2 separate regions of the Homo sapiens genome follow, and region 1 is linked to region 2. Evidence: chromatin contacts called from ENCODE Hi-C or POLR2A ChIA-PET data. All regions are on one chromosome and are shown on one strand. The core of a region is the stretch at or near the end of the contact, and the rest is flanking DNA. Distances in the headings are between cores, read along the strand shown.

Region 1 (5,293 bases), core at 2,224-4,723, 130 kb before region 2:
CTATCCATAAATGATCTATCACACTTAAGAAAAAACAAGAAAGAGATGAGAACTACAACAATTTCCTTCTACCCAGTATATAAACCCACCCTAGCTGTGTCCTACCCAATCCTTTCTCTCTGTCACAATGAAGGAAGTATCCTGCTTAAGACTAATACTGTACTCTGTGCTCAGTATTCTAACCTTCCTGCCCTATAAGGCAGTGGTTCTGGTCCCTGGGCAGCAGCATTGGCACACTCCAGGAACTTTCTGGAAATGCAAATTCTCAGAACATACTCCAGACCTACCGAGTCAGAAACTATGGAGTTGGGGCCCGGCAATCTTTTTTATTTCCATCTCTTCAGAGCAAGAAACAAAGACCAATTTATTTTTAACAAGGCCTTCAAGTGAGTCTGATGCATGCTAAAGTTTGAGAACCACAGCTCTAAGGGATTATTCATTATTTATCCCTTTTCCTGTCTTTAATCTCCTTTTTTAGTACAATGGTTCTCTTGCCTGAAAAGCCTCCTATTTTACCAGGCCATATACAGTTGGCCCTTAAACAACACAGGCTTGAACTGCGCAGGTTCATTTATATGTGAATTTTCTCGTGCCTCTGCCGCCTGAGACAGCAAGACCAACTACTCCTCTTCCTCAGCCTACTCAACGTGAAGACAATAAGGATGCCTATAAGATGATCCACTTCCACTTAATGAATACTAAGTATATTTTCCCTTGTGATTTTCTTTTTTTTTTTTTTTTGAGACAGAGTCTTGCTGTGTCGCCCAGGCTGGAGTGCAGTGGTGCAATCTCGGCTCACTGCAACTTCCACCTCCTGGGTTCAAGCGATTCTCATGCCTCAGCCTCCCAAGTAGCTGGGATTACAGGTGTGCACCACCTCACCTCGCTAATTTTTGTATTTTTAGTAGAGGCGGGGTTTCACCATGTTGGCCAGGCTGGTCTTGAACTCCTGACCTCAATTGATACACCTGCCTCAGCCTACCCCAGTGCTGACATTACAGGCATAAGCTGCCGTGCCCAGCCCCTTATGATTTTCTTCCCTTTTTTTTTTTGAGACAGAGTCTTACTCTGTTGCCCAGGCTGGAGTGCAGTGGCGCAATCTTCGCTCACTGCAAGCTCCACCTCCCAGGTTCACGACATTCTCCTCCCTCAGCCTCCCGAGTAGCTGGGACTACAGGCGCCTGCCACCACGCCCGGCTAACTTTTTGTATTTTTAGTAGAGACAAGGTTTCACCGTGTTATCCAGAATGGTCTCGATCTCCTGACCTTGTGATCCGCCCGCCTTGGCCTCCCAAAGTGCTGGGATTACAGGCATAAGCCATCACACCCAGCCAATTTTCTTAACATTTTATCTAGTTTAAGAATACAGTATATAATGCATATGACATACATAATATGTGTTAATCGACTGTTTATCTTATTGGTAAGGCTTCCAGTCAACAGCAGGCTTTTAGTAGCTACATTCTGGGGGATTCTGAAGTTTATGCAAATTTCCAACTGCACAAAGGGTTGACATTCCTAACCCCTACACTGTTCAAGGGTCAACTGTATATTCTCGCCCTTTCCAGTCTACTCACCACATAGCCACTATCTGATTATGTCATTCCCTACTTAAAACTCCCTAATGGTTTCCCACTGATCTTCAGATAAAAACCAGTATTTTAATAAGGCCTCAAGGTTCTGCATACCTCTCAAGACTTCTCTTTCACCACCAGCTCTCTTTCTCCGTTTGCCCAGCAACACCAGTCTCTCCCAATTTCTTGAGCTCGCCATATTCTAGGGCACCTAACACACTTTGAAATTGTTATTTCCTCTGCCTGAAATACTCTTTTTCCCTGTTTCTTTTCCGAATTCCTACTTCAAATATCAGCTTAAACTTTCTTTCTTTAAAGTGGCCTAACCTGACACCTTAGTTTGTATTAGGTGCCTGTTGGATGCTTTCACGGCACTCTGTATTTACCCTCTCATTACCCACATCAAGCTTATAATTATTATAATAATTTAATTATTAGAAATGTAATATTCCTTGCCAGAGTATAAGCCTTGTTAAGGCAGAAATGATATTCATCTTATTTATTGTAATATTCCCAGTATCCAGCTTAGTATAGTACCTCGCAAGTAAATACACAATGACTATGACCGAGCCTTTACATACACTGTGGCTCTGTCCAGAATGTTTTTTTACCACCATTAACCCCACCCCAGTACAATCCTACACATCCTTCAAGAAATGTTAAACATCTCGGAGAAGTCTTACCTGCACATACACACCACTTGCCTGCTGAAGTGAATCACTTCTTGTGTTCTTACTGCATTGTGTACATAAGTATGTTAATGCAATAATTATACACCACTGTAAATACCTATCTTCATGTATCAGTCTCCACTAGATTATAAACTCCCTGAGGGAATGAACCATTCTTATTCACCTTTGTATCTCTAAGGCTTAGAAAAGTGCCTGACATTGACAGTAGGTAGCCATAAATGTTTATGGGCATATTAAATCTAGGATTGTTCTCTAATACTGCACTAAAAAGTTTTTTTCTTAATATTAAATCTGGGTTCCAATTCTAGCTATGCTGCATGATCACTGGCAAACTGTTTAACCTCTCTGGGCCTCAGTTTTCTCACCAGGTAAACAGGGCTAATAATGCCTACTTGGAAATATTGCTATGAAAATTAAACAAAATGATACAGTGCAACAATTAGTACACAGAGCGCTTGGCATGTCATAGCCCACTCTGGCTTCAACTTGATAGAGACAACTAGGACAAAACAAATACAAAAATAAGTCACAGCAATCAAGGAAGACTGAGCAGAGAGTGAGTCATTCCTTTTAATCATTTCCCCAAGGAGATCAACAATGAAGAAACATAATAAGCAGAATAAACTCTACTGGTGGTATCTCCCTTGGCATATACAGCTTGGTGAGAATTCACTCCAGAGACCTCTTGGCTAATGGCCACATCCTGCTCCACAGCCCAGCAGGTCAGATCTTAATCTGTAGTACCAAGCATGGTTAATTCTGACTGGAATAGAAACTACCTCATAAAGAATGTGTTTACAGGCGAGAGATGGAGGAGAACTTGACTGTAACCACATCAATCAACTGTTTTGCAATTTGGCAGAAAATACTGCAGAATGGTTGGTGAATACTAACAGCCATACAACTGTACTTACCTGTAGCCAAGAACCAGCTTAGACTAGATAATGAGCAGCTTTCTGCATTTACCAAAACAATGGTCAGACCTACATAGCATGAACATCTCTAGGGTCAAATTACCCTTTGTACATCTGGGCAGCACCAAAGAAGCTGACACCAAGCAGCTTTATATATACACTCCTCAGCCTATGAGCACTGCCCGCAAGCATCAGCTTCATTGCTCATATATACCAAATGTAAGAGCAGATTTAACCATTTCTCTGCTCCTTATTCATAGCATGCTTACCTCTGCAGAGCCACTGGTAGTCAGACCACCTAATTCGTTGGAGTCATTCACTTTAGAATGCTGTGTCACTATAGGTGTAACTACGTCACTGGGACTACCTCTCTTCTGAAGCTTCCTGATTAAGCTCTGCTGGTCACTGGAAGATACAGCAGGTCTGAGTGCAGCTCTGGGTGGGCTCTGCCTCCAAGATGCCCAGTTCCAACCTAGCCCCAGAAGATGTGGTACATCATCTTCAGGTAGAAAGCCCAAATCATCTGCAGTTTGGAATTTTTTTAAAAACACCAGCATGGAATTGGAGGAGTGTGTCCTAAAAGCCCGGCAGCTCTGGGGCCTGCTGCAGTCTGCCTGAATGCACATCCCTTCTAGCCACCAAAAGACATGGCAGGCAGAGTCCTGGCAGCAGGCAGCCCAACATGACTGGAGAGAGGGGGTTCCTTCAAGAAGCCAGAGGTGATTTTCTCCCCCAGATCTCAGGCCAACTCCAAATTGTGTCTTCCCCTGCTGGCACCTGCTCTCACTGGCATCTAAAAACAAAGAATGAAAACATTTTCAGATGAAATAAAAACAGAGACTACTGCTCCATAAAGAGCCCTGAGAACCAACATTTGAGGTTATTTTGAAGACGAGTTTTTAAGAGGGTGAGAAAGCCATCTAGTGAGTGGAACAAAGGAAGTGAAAGAGAGTGTTTTTTGTCTTCGGATATTTTAGGTTCTAGAAATACTGCTCCACATTCATTAATTGTTCTCCTTCTCAATGAGTTCCTGCCATGGAGACCTTTTACACAGAATGTCACTTCATAAACAGGAAAACAAAAACAAAAACAAAAACAAAAAAAGAGGTATTCTGGTGGAAGCATATGCAGGGAAGTGGCAAGTTGGGAGGAAGAGGGCAGAGTCCCAATACCTGATGACCTCCCACTCACCTCCAAGGTATTTCTCAGGGACAATGTGAGAACTGTGGGACCAGAAGAACAGGTAGCAATGTGAGAACTGTGGGACCAGAAGAACAGTTTCCCCAGCAAACTGGCAGCAACACAGACTGAGTACTCTGAACCTCATGCAGTTAATAGGCACATTCATTCTTTAACCAATCATTTGCCAAAGTCAAATGGTTTTGCATATCATAGTATCAGCCAGAGTGGTAGTCAAGATTACCAAAAATTTTAACCACGAGAGCAATTCTGCTAGAAAGAACTTCCTAATGACAAGTCATGTCATGATAAGAAATAATGGAACCTAAGTACAACAGTGACATGCTATGGGTAACCTAAATAATATGATCCAAAATTCTGGCTAATGTTGCTGATGGATAAACTTTGGACTGTTTTAATTATTTCAGGTATGGCATTGATTTTTCTGAAATAGTATCTCACCTCTGTTTTCTTAGATGAAGTCAAAACTTGTTCTAAATGGAAGTGATTATGTGAGTTCATTTTAAGGTACTGGCTCTATAGGTGTCTATTACCAGCTATTGTCAGGGTTATATAGAAACAGAACTAGGGTGAGGCAAGAGAGGTGCCTCAGGCACAAAATTTAAGGAGGTGCTCACTTTCAGAGTCATTCCAGCAAAGGGTTGGCTCACAGGACCTTCATAGTGAGTGTCTCTTTAAATTCTGTGTTCTGGGCACCTCTCTCCTTACCCTAGTCCTGGCCCTGGGCTTATAACATAAAATATATGTTAGAATTACATAGAAAAAATATGCAATAGAATCAAAACACTGAAGATATGGATAATCATGTCTGCATGTACACACAACTGAAAAGACCTCTAACGAAAGCAACTGACAATCAGCCAAAGCCAATCTGACTCCCACGGAATACTTACTAAATGTCCAACGGACTAAA
Region 2 (5,135 bases), core at 1,748-4,247:
ATGACTTACCCCTGTCTAACTCACAAGTGAGAAAAACTAATGAATTCTATACATGTCCAATATTATGATACTCAGTGTTAGATAATGTAGTTCGGATTATACATGCTATAGGAATTCAGAAAAGAGAGAATTCTGTGTGGGCTGGAGTACTCCGAGTAACTTAAAAGCAATTCTACATAGGCCAAGAGAAAAGAGACATGAAATGCGGCATATAAGCAAACCAAAAGTTATACCACTTAATAAGGTGGCAATCCTCAGCAAATGTCTACTCTATAGTATCAAAATGTTTTTACAAAGTGACATACTGGACAATTGATTGGAAGTTGTATTATCATTTTATACTTGGAGAAAGGAGTCCCAGAAGGTTACTATTTTTTCAGCATTCTTGCCTACTCTAAACAAGCTCCATCGTGAAATGAATGATTAGAAAAAAGTCATCAGACGGCTGGGCACGGTGGCTCACGCCTGTAATCCCAGCACTTTGGGAGGCGGAGGCAGGTGGATCACCTGAGGTCAGGAGTTTGAGACCAGCCTGGCCAAACTGGTGAAACCCCGTTTCTACTAAAAATACAAAAATTAGCTGGGCATGGTGACGGGCGCCTGTAATCCCAGCTACTTGGAAGGCCGAGGCAGGAGAATCGCTTGAACCCAGGAGGTGGAGGTTGCAGTGAGCCGAGATCGCGCCATTGCACTCCAGCCTGGGTGACAGAGCGAGACTCTGTCTCAAAAATAAATAAATAAAATAAATAAAAAAGTCATCATACAATACTAAAATTTCTATTATAATTTGTTTTATACCAGAAAAGACTATAGGGAAAATTGGAATGTGCAGAGTGCAACTATTTCCAATTATTTTTCAAGAACTAACTCAAATTCATCTTTCTCCCATACCATAGTTATCTTTCTTTTATTACTCTTAGGATTTGCTCTTGAACTCATTAATTTAAAAACCAACCTACTACTAACTAGTAATACTTCTTTTATTATATAAAATCATCTTGCAGCATTTATTTCCTTGTTTTCTTAATGTCTTGGACTCTTCTATGGGTTATAAGTAATATACTGCATCCCCTATAATGACTAAAAGTACTGTGTACATAAGTAGGCTTAAAGCACATTCTACTTTTCAATGTGATTTCACATACATTTGGGATGAAACAAAAGACCTGTAAAGATAATGATTATTGTTCTACCTAGACATGACTTAATGTTAAAATCACTTGCTTGTCAAAGACCTTAGTATTCAAAATAATGGACAAATTTACTCTCAAAACAAATTCACTCCTTTGGAAGGACTGGCTTACAAACAAAACTTCTACAAACTAATCATAGAATTTCATAAAGTATAAGGTGCTATGTTAAGTGATTTACATTAATTCATTAACCTTTTGAGATAGGTGCTATTACATTACCACCTTATAGATGTTAGCTCTAGGGCACGGAGTTAGAGAAATTTGCTTAAGGTCACAAGTGGCAGAACCTGGGTTCAACCTATGCAGTGAGTCCAGACATTTTGCCCCTAAGTACTATAATATACTATACTATACTATACTATACTATACTATACTATACTATCTATACTAAATTACTCAATACATAATTTTAAGAAGATTTTGGTTGTTTTTCTGCAGAATCTAAGTTTGTTTTCCTTAACTGATCAAAGACGTGCTACTGTTGAAAAAGTATTAAGCTTTGGTTCAGATGACTTAATGGTCATTTGACAAATATGTTTGGGCACCTACGTACACTTAGTATTATTAAGTACCTGCCTAGTGCTAAGGATTTGCACATAACTCATTTACTAAATCCTCCCGACAAGTTTGTGAGTTTGGTATTGCTAATCTTAAAGATGAGGAAATCTGGGCACTGCAAAATAACTTATACAAACTCATAAGGCAAATAAATGACAGGGCTCCAATCTCTTAACTCCATTAACTACTTAAATATAAGGAAAACCTGGCAGCCATTGCTCTGGAAAACTGGAAAAGAAGAATCGGGAGCCACGGGAAGAAGGAAAATGCCAAGCTTCTGGTCCCACAGTCTCACTCTCCCCAGGATCCCACCTTATGCCGCCAACAAACTAACCTCATTACTAGCGACACCAGGAAACTTATCAGAGATTCGGGGATCTAGAGAGCCAGTCCCACAGTCTCACTCTCCTCAGGATCCCACCTTATGCCGCCAACAAACTAACCTCATTACTAGCGACACCAGGAAACTTATCAGAGATTCGGGGATCTAGAGAGCCAGGCTCTGGGCAGGCGCTTAAACATTTATAAACTGATTCCCTTTAGGCAACTCTCACCAAGCAAGAAGCATTTAGCGAAGGCCAGAGCAGAGCACTGACCCAGGAGCCCTGGAGGAGCAAATGCCAAGGTCCCAGACCTGTCTGCCTGTTTCGCCTGTAATCCCAGCACTTTGGAAGGCCGAGACGGGCGGATCTCCTGAGGTCGGGAGTTCGAGACCAGCCTGACCAATATGGAGAAATCCACATCTCTACTAATAATACAAAAATTAGCCAGGCGTGGTGGCGCATATCTGTTCCCAGCTACTCGGGAGGCTGAGGCACGAGAATCGCTTGAACCCGGGAGACAAAGACTGTGCTAAGCCGAGATCGCGCCATTGCACTCCGGCCTGGACAACAAGAGCGAAACCCCTCTCGAAAAAATAAATAAATAAATAAAATAAGTACGGGCAGGGCAGGCCGGCTTCCATCTCTCAGATCCTCCCTGGTACTTATTCAACCCCCGACAAACTCCTTCTGGCCGCTCCTACACCCCAGGCCTGGCCGGGCCTCCCCTGCTTCCTCTCACCGTCCTTCATCTGGACAATATTGCTGGCGGCCACCCGGTCGGAGGCGACAAGAACATAGTCGGGGCCTTGGATACCGATGAGGTACTCCATGGTGGCGGAAGGCCAGGGGCTGCAGGTCCGACACAGCACGAGACTCGCCCGCTTCCAGGTCTCACCGGTGAGACAGCACCTCAGAGCGAAGATTGGCGCGACGCCTGCAGCACGACTTCCACGGCGCTCTCGGATGACGTACAACTGTCGCGAGAGGTTGCAAAGCGGGCGCGGCGCCGGGTGCCTTATGTTCAGTGCTTGTCTCTGGGATCGTACGGGTCTCCTCCGGAGCAGGCTGTGCAGGTCACTTGCCTTATGTGACGCCCAGTTTCTCTGTTTACACACTAAGATTTTAAAAGTGGCTTTAGGATAAAATCACGCAGTGTATGTAAGGTGCCGAGCACGTGTGGGTGTCAAAAAGGGGTAGGTAGCCAGGCAGCCGTTTCCCTACGTTGCTCGGTAAAATCTCCCCAGAAACCCCTTTCCTGCAAGCCAGATTGGAGAAAAATTAACTTGAGGGGAGCCTTACTTCCATCCTTCACAAAAATAGTATATGGTTGGATTAAAGATATAAGCATGGCCGGGCGCAGTGGCTCACGCCTGTAATCCCAGCACTTTGGGAGGCCAAGGCAGGCGGATCACCTGAGCTTGGGAGTTCGAGACCAGCCTGACCAATATGGAGAAACCCCGTCTCTACTAAAAATACAAAATTAGCTGGGCGTGGTGGCGCATGCCTGTAATCCCAGCTACTCTGGAGGCTGAGACAGAGAATCGCTTGATCCCTGGAGGCGGAGGTTGCGGTGAGCACTCCAGCCTGGGCAACAAAAGCGAAACTCCGTCTCAAAAAAAAAAAAAAAAAAAAAAAAAAAAAAAAAAAAAAAAAAAAGAGAGGGAGAGAGATACAAACATGGAAGAAAAAGTAGAAAAATATTTCTGTAATTTTTGGAAGAGATGTGTTTCTAAGCTTGACAGGGAACCCAGAAGCAATATGAGAAAAGACTTGACAGATTTGACTACCTAAAATTACACGTCTCTATGTGGTGAAAGTCATTATCATGCTCAACAGTAAATGTAAATTGGGAATGTTTCAATTGTAGAAATAGTTACTATTTTGGACCTTATAGACAGAAGAAAGGAAAAAGTTAATATCTATAACTTAAAAGATATTCCTACAAACCAATGGGAGGGGAGCCGGGTGAGACAATACCATTTTTAAAAGACCCGGCAGGGCACGGGGGCGGATCAAGAGGTCGGGAGTTCGAGAACAGCCTGGCCAATATGGTGAAACCCCGTCCCTACTAAAAATACAAAAAATTAGTTGGGCGTGGTGGCAGGCGCCTGTACTACTCCGGAGGCTGAAGCAGGAGAATTGCTTGAACCTAGGAGGCGGAGATTGCAGTGAGCCGAGATAGCGCCCCTCCACTCCAGCCTGTGCAACAGAGAGACTCCATCTCAAAAAAAAAAATAAAAAATAAAAAAAGACCAAAGACTAAGAAAAACAATTCACAAAAGAAGCAACACGAATGGCCAATAAACATGAAAAGATCCTCAACCTTGATGGTAATTAGGAAAATGGGAAATAAGAAACAATGAGAAAGTATAAATTGGGGGTAAGGTTCTAAGTTGTACAACCTTTTTATAGAGAACAATTTTAATATCTGTTAAATATGCATAACCTTTTGAATATGTCCAAAAGAAATGTTTGGACACACAGTCCAAATATTTGTGTACCGAGATACTCAGTGTTGCCAGGGGCAGTGGCTCACGCCAGTAATCCTAGCACTTTGGGAGGCCAAGACGAGCGGATCACGAGTTCAGGAGTTCGAGACCAGCCTGGCCAACATGATGAAACCCCGTCTCTACTAAAAATACCAAAATTAGCTGGGCGTGGTGGTGCGGCACCTGTAATCCCAGCTACTGGGGAGGCCAAGGCAAGAGAATCGCTTGAACCCGGGAGGCAGAGGTTGCAGTGAGCCAAGATCACACCATTACACTCCAGCCTGGGCAACAGAGCAAGACTCTCTCTCAAAAAAAAAAAAAAAAGAGAGAGAGATATTTAGTGTTGCAGCACTACAACACAAAAGAGGACCAACTTACGTGTCTAAAAGTGGAGACATTGTTGGGCCGGGTGTGGTGGCTCATGCCTGTAATCCCATCACTTTGGAAGGCCAAGGTAGGTGGATCACGTGAGGTGAGGAGTTCGAGACCAGCCTGACCAACATGGTGAAACCCGGTCTCTACTAAATACAAAAAATTAGCCGGGCGAGGTGGCAGGCGCCTGTAATCCCAGC

What was found. Hi-C counts contacts between places; a loop is a spot of excess contacts on that map. ChIA-PET counts read pairs that join two places held with the same protein, here RNA polymerase II (POLR2A). Pooled maps may share reads with other maps.
Region 1: a loop to region 2 is called in a pooled map, with 4 times the contacts of the local background. The contact joins the enhancer-like site here to the promoter of PSMB2 in region 2. A Hi-C loop is called at or near these places in 6 of 50 pooled maps. POLR2A ChIA-PET finds 5 or more read pairs at or near these places in 2 of 52 experiments (activated CD4-positive, alpha-beta T cell and naive thymus-derived CD8-positive, alpha-beta T cell).

What each region holds. Positions count from the first base shown.
Region 1 is chr1:35,503,163-35,508,455 of GRCh38, forward strand. It overlaps KIAA0319L (KIAA0319 like), which reads right to left. Exons shown (of 21, transcript NM_024874.5): 3 at 3,450-3,973. Among named protein-coding and RNA genes, the nearest start is that of KIAA0319L, 52 kb to the right of the region's middle. RefSeq lists an enhancer at 4,054-4,103. Within about 2 kb of position 3,474, at least 11 of the 41 ENCODE cell types and tissues checked have a DNase peak (open chromatin) inside an H3K27ac peak, as active enhancers do.
Region 2 is chr1:35,638,529-35,643,663 of GRCh38, forward strand. It overlaps PSMB2 (proteasome 20S subunit beta 2), which reads right to left and starts at 2,998. Exons shown (of 6, transcript NM_002794.5): 1 at 2,814-2,998. The coding sequence starts at 2,904. RefSeq lists enhancers at 1,973-2,938, 2,727-3,186, 2,939-3,903.